2 separate regions of the Homo sapiens genome follow, and region 2 is linked to region 1. A link is an interaction called in ENCODE POLR2A ChIA-PET data of the cell type or tissue named here. Cell type or tissue: A673. All regions are shown on one strand.

Evidence for each region. ChIA-PET counts read pairs that join two places held together with the same protein. Peaks named below come from ENCODE experiments on the same cell type or tissue, not always from the same donor. Only the 100,000 strongest peaks of a DNase experiment are listed, where the experiment ranks them.
Region 2: POLR2A ChIA-PET joins it to region 1 with 7 read pairs; 8 of 35 experiments call an interaction of 5 or more read pairs at or near these places.

What each region holds. Positions count from the first base shown.
Region 1 is chr17:42,916,150-42,921,149 of GRCh38, forward strand. No RefSeq gene overlaps it. Among named protein-coding and RNA genes, the nearest start is that of G6PC1, 18 kb to the left of the region's middle. RefSeq lists an enhancer at 916-1,674. In A673, no CTCF peak of the experiment used is centred here; no DNase peak of the experiment used is centred here.
Region 2 is chr17:42,812,034-42,817,033 of GRCh38, forward strand. It overlaps BECN1 (beclin 1), which reads right to left. Exons shown (of 12, transcript NM_001313998.2): 8 at 3,875-4,021; 9 at 2,491-2,640; 10 at 1,915-1,975. Among named protein-coding and RNA genes, the nearest start is that of MIR6781, 9.4 kb to the right of the region's middle. In A673, no CTCF peak of the experiment used is centred here; a DNase peak (open chromatin) is centred at 3,108; H3K27ac peaks cover 1,403 bases.

The DNA.
Region 1 (5,000 bases):
CCTCTTTCACTTAGCATGATGTTTTCAAGGTTTATCTGTGTTATAACATATATTGGTACTTCATTTCTTTTTATGGACAAGTAATATTCCATTGTATGAATATATAACATTGTATGAATATACCACATTTTATTTATCTGTTTATCAGGCCAGGCATGGTGGCTCACATCTGTAATCCCAGCACTTTGGGAGGCTGAGGCAGGAGGATTACTTGAGCCTAGGAGTTCAAAACCAGCCTGGGCAACACAGGGAGACCTCGTGTCTACAAATAATAAAAGATTAGCTGGGCATGGTGGCACATGCCTGTAGTCTCAGCTACTCAGGAGGCTGAGGTGGGAAGGATGGCTTGAGCCTTGGAGATGGAGGCTGCAGTAAGCCACTGCACTCCAGCCTGGGCAACAGAGCAAAAGCCTGTCTCCAAATAATGAATGAATGAATGAATGAATGAATGATAAATAAATATTTGTTAATCAGTTGATGGATAACTGGCTTGTTTCTGCTTTTTGGCTATTATGAATAACAGTGCTATGAACATTTGTGTGCAAGTCATTGTGTGGTTGCATAGTTTCATTTCTCTTGGGTACATTCTTAGGAGTGGAATTGCTGGGAGATGTGGGAACTCTATATTTAACCCTTTAAGGAACTGCCAGACTGTTTTCCCGAAGGCTTAGTTAGGAAAGTTTTACAGTATTTTTGGTTTTATCATCTCTTGATTTCCTAGGATCATACCCTTTATCATAACTTTATCTACTTCTATGCTTTGGAAAGGTTTCAAAGGAAGACCGATTAGGTGGTCAGATTTTTCTTTTTCCTTTTTTTTTTTTTTGAGACAGAGTCTCTCTCTGTTGCCCAGGCTGGAGTGTGGTGGCACCATTACTGCTTACTGCAGCCTTGACCTCTCAGGCTCAAGTGATCCTCCTGCCTCAGCCTCCCATGTAGCTGGGACCACAGGCACGCACCACCACACCTGGCTTTTTTTTTTTTTTTTTTTTTTTTTTTTTTTTGTAGAGACAAGGTCTCACTATATTGCCCAGGCTGGTCTCCAACTCCTGGGCTCAAGTGATCCTCTTTCCTTAGCCTCCCAAAGTGCGGGGATTACAGGTGTGAGCCACTCACCCGACCAGGTGGTCAGATTTTACGTGAGGAACTCTCAGCGCACTCCTCCACTTGCGTTGCCAATTTCTTTGTTATTCCAACAGGCATTCCGGGAACGTTACATTTGAAGACATGTCTGCATATCTGAAATTCCAGCCCTAATTAATTGACTCATTGTTTGCAACCTGTCAAAATTTGCTGACTTGTTTTCTGAAAACCATGACTTCAGCTGCTGAATTATTAATATTCATTGACTTCACTCTGCAGTAACTGCTGAACTAGGCTGTAAGGCCTGTTTGTGTGAATAAGATAGGACGATACCATTTGTATGCAAAAGTTTTTCAAGTGTCTCCTTGATAATAGGAAACACTCTGGCTAAATAGCCTTCTGGTTATATGGTTAAGGAAATAATTGACTAGAAGTGGCATGAAGAAGCAGACAACAAAAGTCACTTCCATCAGGGAACCAAGACCTTCATTAATCCAGAGGGAAAACTAGTGATTTTTCTAGTCCAGTGATGGGCAATTCGAAGCTCAAAGTCTAATTTCAGGGAGAAAGATGAAAAACCTGCATCCAGCCGGGCCTGGTGGCTCACAGCTGTAATCCCAGCACTTTGGGAGGTCGAGGTGGGTGGATCACCTGAGGCCAGGAGTTCGAGACCAGCGTAGCCAACATGGTGAAACCCCGTATCTACTAAAAATACAAAAATTAGCCGGGCGTGGTGGCTTATGCCTGTAGTTCCAGCTACTTGGGAGGATGAGGCAGGAGAATCGATTGAACCTGAGAGGTTACTGTGAGCTGAGATTGCGCCACTGCACTCCAGCCTGGGCAACAGAGTGAGGCTCCATCTCAAAAACAAACAAACAAACAAACAAATAAAATACAAAGCTGCATCTGGACTGGGCATAGTGTCTTATACCTGTAATCCCAGGACTTTGGGAGGTCCAGGTAGGATTGCTTGAGGCCAGGAGTTCAAGAGCAGCCTGTGCAACATGGCAAGACCCTACCTATACAAAAAAAAAAATTTTTAATAAAAATTAGGCCGGGTGCAGTGGCTCATGCCTATAATTCCAGCACTTTTGGGAGGTCGAGGGAGGCGGATCACTTGAGGTCAGGAGTTCGAGACCATCCTGGCCAACATGGTAAAACCCCGTCTCTACTAAAAATACAAAAATTAACTGGGCATTGTGGTGCGTGCCTGTAGTCCTAACTACTCGGGAGGCTGAGGCAGAAGAATCACTTGAACTTGAGATGCGGAGGTTGCAGTGAGCCGAGATCTTGCCACTGCACTCCAACCTGGTGACAGAGTGAGACTCTGTCTCAAAAAAAAAAAAAAAAAAAAAAAAAATGAGCCGGGCATTATGGTGTGCTCCTGTAGTCCCAGCTACTCAGGAGACGAGGTGGGAAAATTGGTTGAGCCTGAGAGGGTGAAGCTGCAGTGAGCCATGATTGTGCCACTGTACTCCAGCCTGGGTGACAGAGCAAGACCCTGCCTCTAAAAAAATAAATACATAAAAATAAAGCTGCATCTGGGCTGCTCTTCTCAATAAAAGAAAGAAGTCTATAAATATTTTTTATTTGTCCTGAGTTGGCCTTTATTTCAAAAAAGAAAGTTGCTCACTATAAATTCTACTCAAAAACATTTTTCATTTCATGAATATAGAAATGAAGGCCAAGAGAGGTGAAATGGTGCCTCTAAGTCACGTAACTAACATGTTCACAGGTCTCTTGATTCTCAGCAAAGAGCAGTCTCCTCTCTGCCAGTCTCCTGCGTATATTTGGGCTGCTGTGTCAACATGCAGCTGTTGAAACAGAAGTAAAAGACATATGTAAACAGTACAGTCAGATTATTTGAGCCAGACTGAGGGCTTATTAACCAAATTAAAGGCAAAGCTAGAATAATTGTGTTTGAAGTGGCCTTCTCCTAATTATGTTATGGGTTTCTTTCTTCTTTTACTTTCGTTAAGTCTCCCCAGGACACAGGGTAATAACTAACTACAACCAGGAACAGCTGGGTGTGTTTATGGGGTTTGGGGTTTTTTTTAGCAAGAAGCTAGTTTTCCAGCCAGCAAATTTTCAATACTTTCCTTTCTGCCACCTCCTCACTTTCTTCTTCTGCTCTTCTCATTCCATAATTATTGCCCTCAGAACAGTTCAACTCAGCTTCAACACTGGAATGGTCTCATTCTGCTCCATCACAGAACTGGGGATTCTAATCCTTTATTATTCTGTGCTCCTTCCTCTCTCTCCAGAGGCAAAAAGAATGAAAATTGGGGCCGGGCGCAGTGCCTCACACCTGTAATCTCAACACTTTGGGAGGCCGAGGCAGGTGGATCACTTGAGGTCAGGAGTTCGAGACCAGTCTGGCCAAAATGGCAAAACCCCGTCTCTACTGAAAATACAAAAATTAGCCAGACGTGGTAGCACATGCCTGTAATCCCAGCTACTCGAGAGGCTGAGGCAGGAGAATCTTTTGAACCTGGGAGGCTCAGGTTGCAGTGAGCTGAGATTGCACCACTGCACTCCAGCCTGGGTGGCAAAAAAAAACAAACAAAAAAAAACAAACAGGAATTTGTGGGGAAAAAAAATAGTGAAAATCAAATTTCTTTCTCTCCATTGTGAACTGTTTCGGGATTCTTGACAGAGGCATGCCACCTTTGAGGGCACCAATGTCATCTTTTCGACTCCATCTTTCATTCTAATCTCCTTCTACCCCGGCTGATTGACAATGCTGCCACTGATCCCTGCTTGATCCACCCTGGCCATTAACTCAAATGAGCCTTTTGAGAGATGTAATTTGGCTTAATTGATTTAACAAGCTGGGTGGCATAAGTCAGTTTCTCTTCACTTAGATCTTTAAACTGCCAAGGTCTTTCCTGCCAGTCCATTTGTTCCCTACACAGTGACTGCAATGGAATGACAGGGGCGTCATCTCTCCTTACAGACTGTTGTGAAACCACTGTGGACACCCCTGCACCAAAGCCTCCAAAGGGCTCTTCGGTGCAGGAGCCTTAGGTGAGGCCCTGAGTCCTGATGGGTATTAGTGTCGATCGGGGAGAAGCTGACACAGCAGCCTTGGTCTTTGATCTGGCTCTTTGAGCCTTGTCAGCAGGCTCACTAGCTACAGCAGCCACCAACTGTTATCTCCAGAACTATGCCCTTTCTCATTTTTCACCTGTGCTCTGCACAGCTATAAGATACTCTGCACAGCTTCTAGGAACTTCCAAAGGGTAAATGATCCCAAATGTAAAGATTTCATCAACTGGTGAGTTAATTTATCCTCTAGTTAGGAGATAGCTGAACTCAACCCGCTCTGTTGTTGTTGGTTGAGACAGGGTCTCACTCTCGCCCAGGCTGGAGTGCAGTGGCCCGATCATGGCTCGCTGCAGCCTCAACCTCCCAGGCTCAAGTGATCCTCCCACCTCAGCCTCCCGAGTATCTGGGTCTACAGGTGTGTGCCACCATGCCTGGCTAATTTTGGAGGTTTTTTGGTATGTATTTGCAGAAATGAGGTCTACTTATGTTGTCCAAGCTGGTCTCAAACTCCTGGGCTCAAGCAATCCTCCCACTTCAGCCTCCCAAAATGCTGGGATTATAGGCGTGAGCCACTGCACCCAGCTCAGGTCTGTCTTAAGTAGATTTGTCACTCTAAATTCCAAAATCTTTCCCTCCCATCAGGTCTACTTTTTGAAACAACTGGAGTTGTCCCATCTCAGTTTACATAAGTAAAATGACTCTTGACTCCGGCCCTCTTGTAGAGACCTTGAGCTGAATATGTTACTAGGTACCCACAGATGTGCACGTGGTTAAATACAGGATAAAGTGTGCAGCCAGATTGAGAGTCTTAGCCAAAGAGTGAGGGGGAAATGGGCAGGGCTGGCAGAGAGCCACCTATTGTTAGTTTG
Region 2 (5,000 bases), 100 kb before region 1:
ATCCAAAAATCCAAATTGCTACAAAACCTTTCCAGGAAGAGTACATGGGAAAAGAAAAATAAATAAATAGACCAGGAGCAGTGGCTCACGCCTGTAATCCCAGCACTTTGGGAGGCCAAGGTGGGCAGATCACCTGAGGTTGGGAGTTTGAGACTAGCCTGACCAACATGGAGAAACCCCGTCTCTACTAAAAATACCTAATTAGCCGGGCGTGGTGGTGCATGCCTGTAATCCCAGATACTCAGGAGGCTGAGGCAGGGGAATTGCTTGAACCCGGGAGGCGGAGGTTGCAGTAAGCCGAGATCATGCCATTGCACTTCAGCCTGGGCAACAAGAGCGAAACTCCATTTCAAAAAAAAAAAAAACCCACAAAAAGAAAAGAAAAAAAAATAAAAATATGCCAGGCACAGTGGCTCACGTCTGTAATCCCAGCACTTTGGGAGGCCAAGGCGGGTGGATCATGAGGTCAGGAGATCAAGACCATCATGGATAACATGGTGAAACCCCGTCACTACCAAAAATACAAAAAATTAGCCAGGCATTGTGGTGGGCGCCTGTAATCCCAGCTACTCGGGAGGAGAGGAGGCTGAGGCAGGAGAACTGCGTGAACCTGGGAGGCAGAGCCTGCAATGAGCCGAGATCACGCCACTGCACTCCAGCCTGGGTGACAGAGTGAGACTCCGTCTCAAAATAAATAAATAAATAAAAATAATAAAAAATGCTACAAAACCTGAAACTTTTTGACCATTGATATGATGCCACAAGGGGAAAATTCCATACCTGATACCTTTGCTTTTTTTTTTTTTTTTTTTTTTTTTTGAGACAGAGGCTTGCTTTGTCGCCCAGGCTGGAGTGCAGTGGCGCAATCTCGGCTTACTGTAAGCTCTGCCTCCCAGGTTCACGCCATTCTCCTGCCACTGCCTCCCGAGTAGCTGGGACCACAGGCACCTGCCACCACGCCCAGCTGATTTTTTTTTTTTTTTTGTATTTTTAGTAGAGACGGGGTTTCACTGTGTTAGCCAGGATGGTCTCAATCTCCTGACCTTGTGATCCACCCGCCTTGGCCTCCCAAAGTGCTGGGATTACAGGCGTGAGCCACTGCACCCGGCCCTTTGCTTTCTGATGATTCAATGTATACAAGCTTTGTTTCATGCACAAAATTATTTAAAATATTGTATGAAATTACCTCAGACTACATGTATCAGGTATATATAAAACAGGCCAGGCACGGTGGCTCATGCCTGTAATCCTAGAACTTTGGGAGGCTGAGGCGGGTGGATCACCTGAGGTCAGGAGTTCGAGACCAGCCTGGTCCAACATGGTAAAACCCCATCTCTACTAAAAATACAAAAATTAGCTGGGCCTGGTGGTGGGCACCTGTAATCCCAGCTACTCCAGAGGCTGAGGCAGGAGACTCACTTGAACCTGGGAGGCGGAGGTTGCAGTGAGCCGAGATCGTGCCACTGCACTCCAGTCTGGGCAACAGAGCAAGACTCTGTCTCAGAAGAAGAAACATAAATGAATTTTGTGTTTAGACTTGGGTCCCATTCCCAAGATATCTTAGTATCTATATGCCAATATCCCAAAATCTGAAAAAAAAAATCCAAAATCTAAAACACTTCTGGTGATACTCAACCTGTAAACATCTATCTCACGGTGATTCTTTTCCTAGCCTAGTGCACACACCCTCTTCTGACCTGCCCATATCCCTTCTCAACAGACTGTCAAAACCTGATTTCTGTCTACAAGACCCCCAAAACTAAACCTGAACTAGACAAGATATTGAACAATATACTGGCTCTTCATATCTAGGTCTAAAAAATAAATTGAATGCCAATATCAAAGCAAACCATCCATTTTCTTAAGAGATATAAGAACTCTGTATTCCAGTGAAAATGGAGCTTCACAGAGTACCTTAGATTTGTCTGTCAGAGACTCCAGATATGAATGGTTTCCGTAAGGAACAAGTCGGTATCTAAAATAGAGATACAAACAGAGATGGATACAGGACTCCTCCCAAAGTGATTATTGGGAAGTTACAACCCAATGATTTCACTCTTCATTCTGGCCAAGGGCTTCTTTTATTATGCTCAACTCCCTCTCCCACCTCCCCATTGAATCCATGTTTAAAAGATTTTGTTTAATGAACAAACTACATTTATTATATAATTGCCTGGGGGCCTTCCATGAACAAATGTTATGTTTTGGTTTAAATTTAAGAAACAAAAACTGAAAATATCCTGAGGAACACTAAGGCTCTGGGGACTGTAGGCTGGGAACTATGCTATAGTCACGCAACTCAGTGACTGTGTGATCAGTGGAGAGAGCCCTGTGATGAGGGGAAAATCAGATGCTGACAGCTCTTCAGCCACAGAAAACTCCCAGTCTGTGGGCAGCAAGGGCTCCTGACATGGTGGACAGCAGTACCAGGTTGGAGATACAAATTATATCAATGCACATCACTCCCCAAGAAAGGGCTACACTTCCTACCTCTGAAATTTCAGACCCATCTTATTGGCCAGAGCATGGAGCAGCAACACAGTCTGGCCCCAAGCAGCATTAATCTCATTCCATTCCACGGGAACACTGGGCAGGCGACCCAGCCTGAAGTTATTGATTGTGCCAAACTGTCCACTGTGCCTACAGAGGAAGGCAGAAAGGTGGGGGGAAATACAGGGATTACTTAAAAAGTTTGACATTTCCCACTCTCACCCCAAACCTAGCTTAAATCTATCTTCAAGTCCATATATGCAAGCTGTACTTGGCACTTTAAATACATGTCCAAAACTTGAGTCATCATCTTTTTCCCTGCTGCTCAGATGCCAAAGCAGAAACCTGGGTGGTATCCTTGAATGCTCCCTCAGCTCCTTCCGTGCAAAACTGCCAACCTCTCCTGATTCTACCTGCTAAATATCTTGGATCTTTCCACTTTTCTCCAAATTCAATGCTACTATTCTTTTCCTTTAGATTCCTACTGATGAGTATCCTTTCCAACGATTCCACCCCTTTACCCCAAGTCATTCCCCATGGTGCAGGAAAAGCCATCATTCACGAATACAAGTGTAATTACGTCACTTCCCTAGCTAAAATGCTTCAGTGTCTCCTCTGCCTTTTGGATGAAGTCCAAACCTCTTAACGAGGCCTACGAGATCCTTCAGGAACTGGTAACTCTCCAGTTTCATATCCGGCCACTCTCCCCTTTACACTCAATCTTCAGTCACAATAAGCTCCTTTCTGTTCTCTGAATTCACCACTCCCTCTTTCCCATTTCTTTGCACATAATGTTCTCTCTGCTAGGAACAACCCCCTCTCTGCAGACTTCTACTTTACCTCTCAGTTTAAACGTAAGTCCCCTATGGGGAAACTCTCCATATGGCCTCCCCAAACTGGATCAAGTGCCCTTATGTGTTCCCACAGCACCCTGGGTTTACCATCATCACACTGCATTACAACTGCTTGTTATTTATCCATCTCTTCCACCAGATTATATGCAACTAGAAGGTTGACTGCATACTGTTTTGCTGTTGCCCTCCTAGCACTCAGCACAGTGCCTTTTCCAGAGTAGACACTCAACAGTTATTAAATTAATGGAACATCAAACACCGTGGGGATAAGAAATCAGCACCAGACAGCTTACCAGGTTTTTAAGTGGCTGAAGGGCTCAGGCCTTTTCCTTTCTTTAGAAGGGCGGATGTCACCAAGCTCTAGAATTCCAATCCCTACTGTGCCTATCCCATCACTATGAATGAAAGAAACCTAGTTGGGTGAAGATAACCTACAGTCCCTCTTTTGTGGGAAGTGGGCACCCAGGCTTAGTGGTCAACAGCTAAGGTCTAGATATGTGCAGTGCTCCTCATCCCCTAGCTCTCATTACCAGATGTGGAAGGTTGCATTAAAGACGTTGGTTTTCTTCAGCTTATCCAGCTGCGTCTGGGCATAACGCATCTGGTTTTCAACACTCTTCAGCTCATCATCCAGCTCCAGCTGCTGTCGTTTAAATTCACTGTATTCTCTCTGATACCTGTGAGCAGCCAAGGGGGCCATTGAAGGCTGTTAGCTTGGGGGCTAAAGTTTCTCTCTCACCACACTATGAACGATTCTTTAGTGATCATCGTTACATCTAGCTCTCGCATCTTTTATATTTGGCATAGATCCCATTCTGAGGAACATGTATGTCCTAGCTGTTTTGCCTGGAAGGAACAGAAATGTCTCAAATTCCAGCTGCCCATATGCAAAAAGGTGGAGGAAAAAAGAATTCTCCCAAACCAGGGCAAAAAACCTCTTATTTCTGATCTTTTTCAGAAGTGAGGTGAATGGGTTAGGAGTGGCTTCTTGGGGCCAGGCGTGGTGGCTCACACCTGTAATCCCAGCACTTTGGGAGGCCAAGACGGGTGGATAACTTGAGGTCAGGAGTTCGAGAGCAGTCCGGCCAATGTGGTGAAACCCTGTCTCTACTAAAAATACAAAAATTAGCCAGGCGTGGTGGTGCACACCTGTAGTCCCAGCTACTTGGGAGGCTGAAGTGGCAGAATTGCTTCAACCCAGGAGGCAGAGGTTGCAGTGAGCTATCACACCACTGTACTCCAGACTGGGCAACAGAGCCGAGACTCTGTCTCAAAAAAAAAAAAAAAAAAGAGTGGCTTCTGCTTCTTCTGGGCCGGGTGCAGTGGCTCACACCTGTAATCCCAGCACTTTGGGAGGCTGAGGTGGGCAGATCACCTGAGGTCAGGAGTTAGATGCCAGCCTGGCCAACATGGTGAAATTCCGTCTCTACTAAAAAAATAAAATTAGCCAGGCGTGGTGGCGCACGCCTGTAGTCCCAGCTACTTGGGAGGCTGAGGTAGGAGAATCGCTTGAACCTGGGAGGTGGAGGTTGCAGACAACTGAGATCATGCCACTGCACTCCAGCCTAGGCAACAGAGTGAGACTCTGTCTCAAAAAAAAACCAAAATCAAAAACAAAAAACAGTGGCTTTTTCCAGCTGGCCATGGTGGCTTATG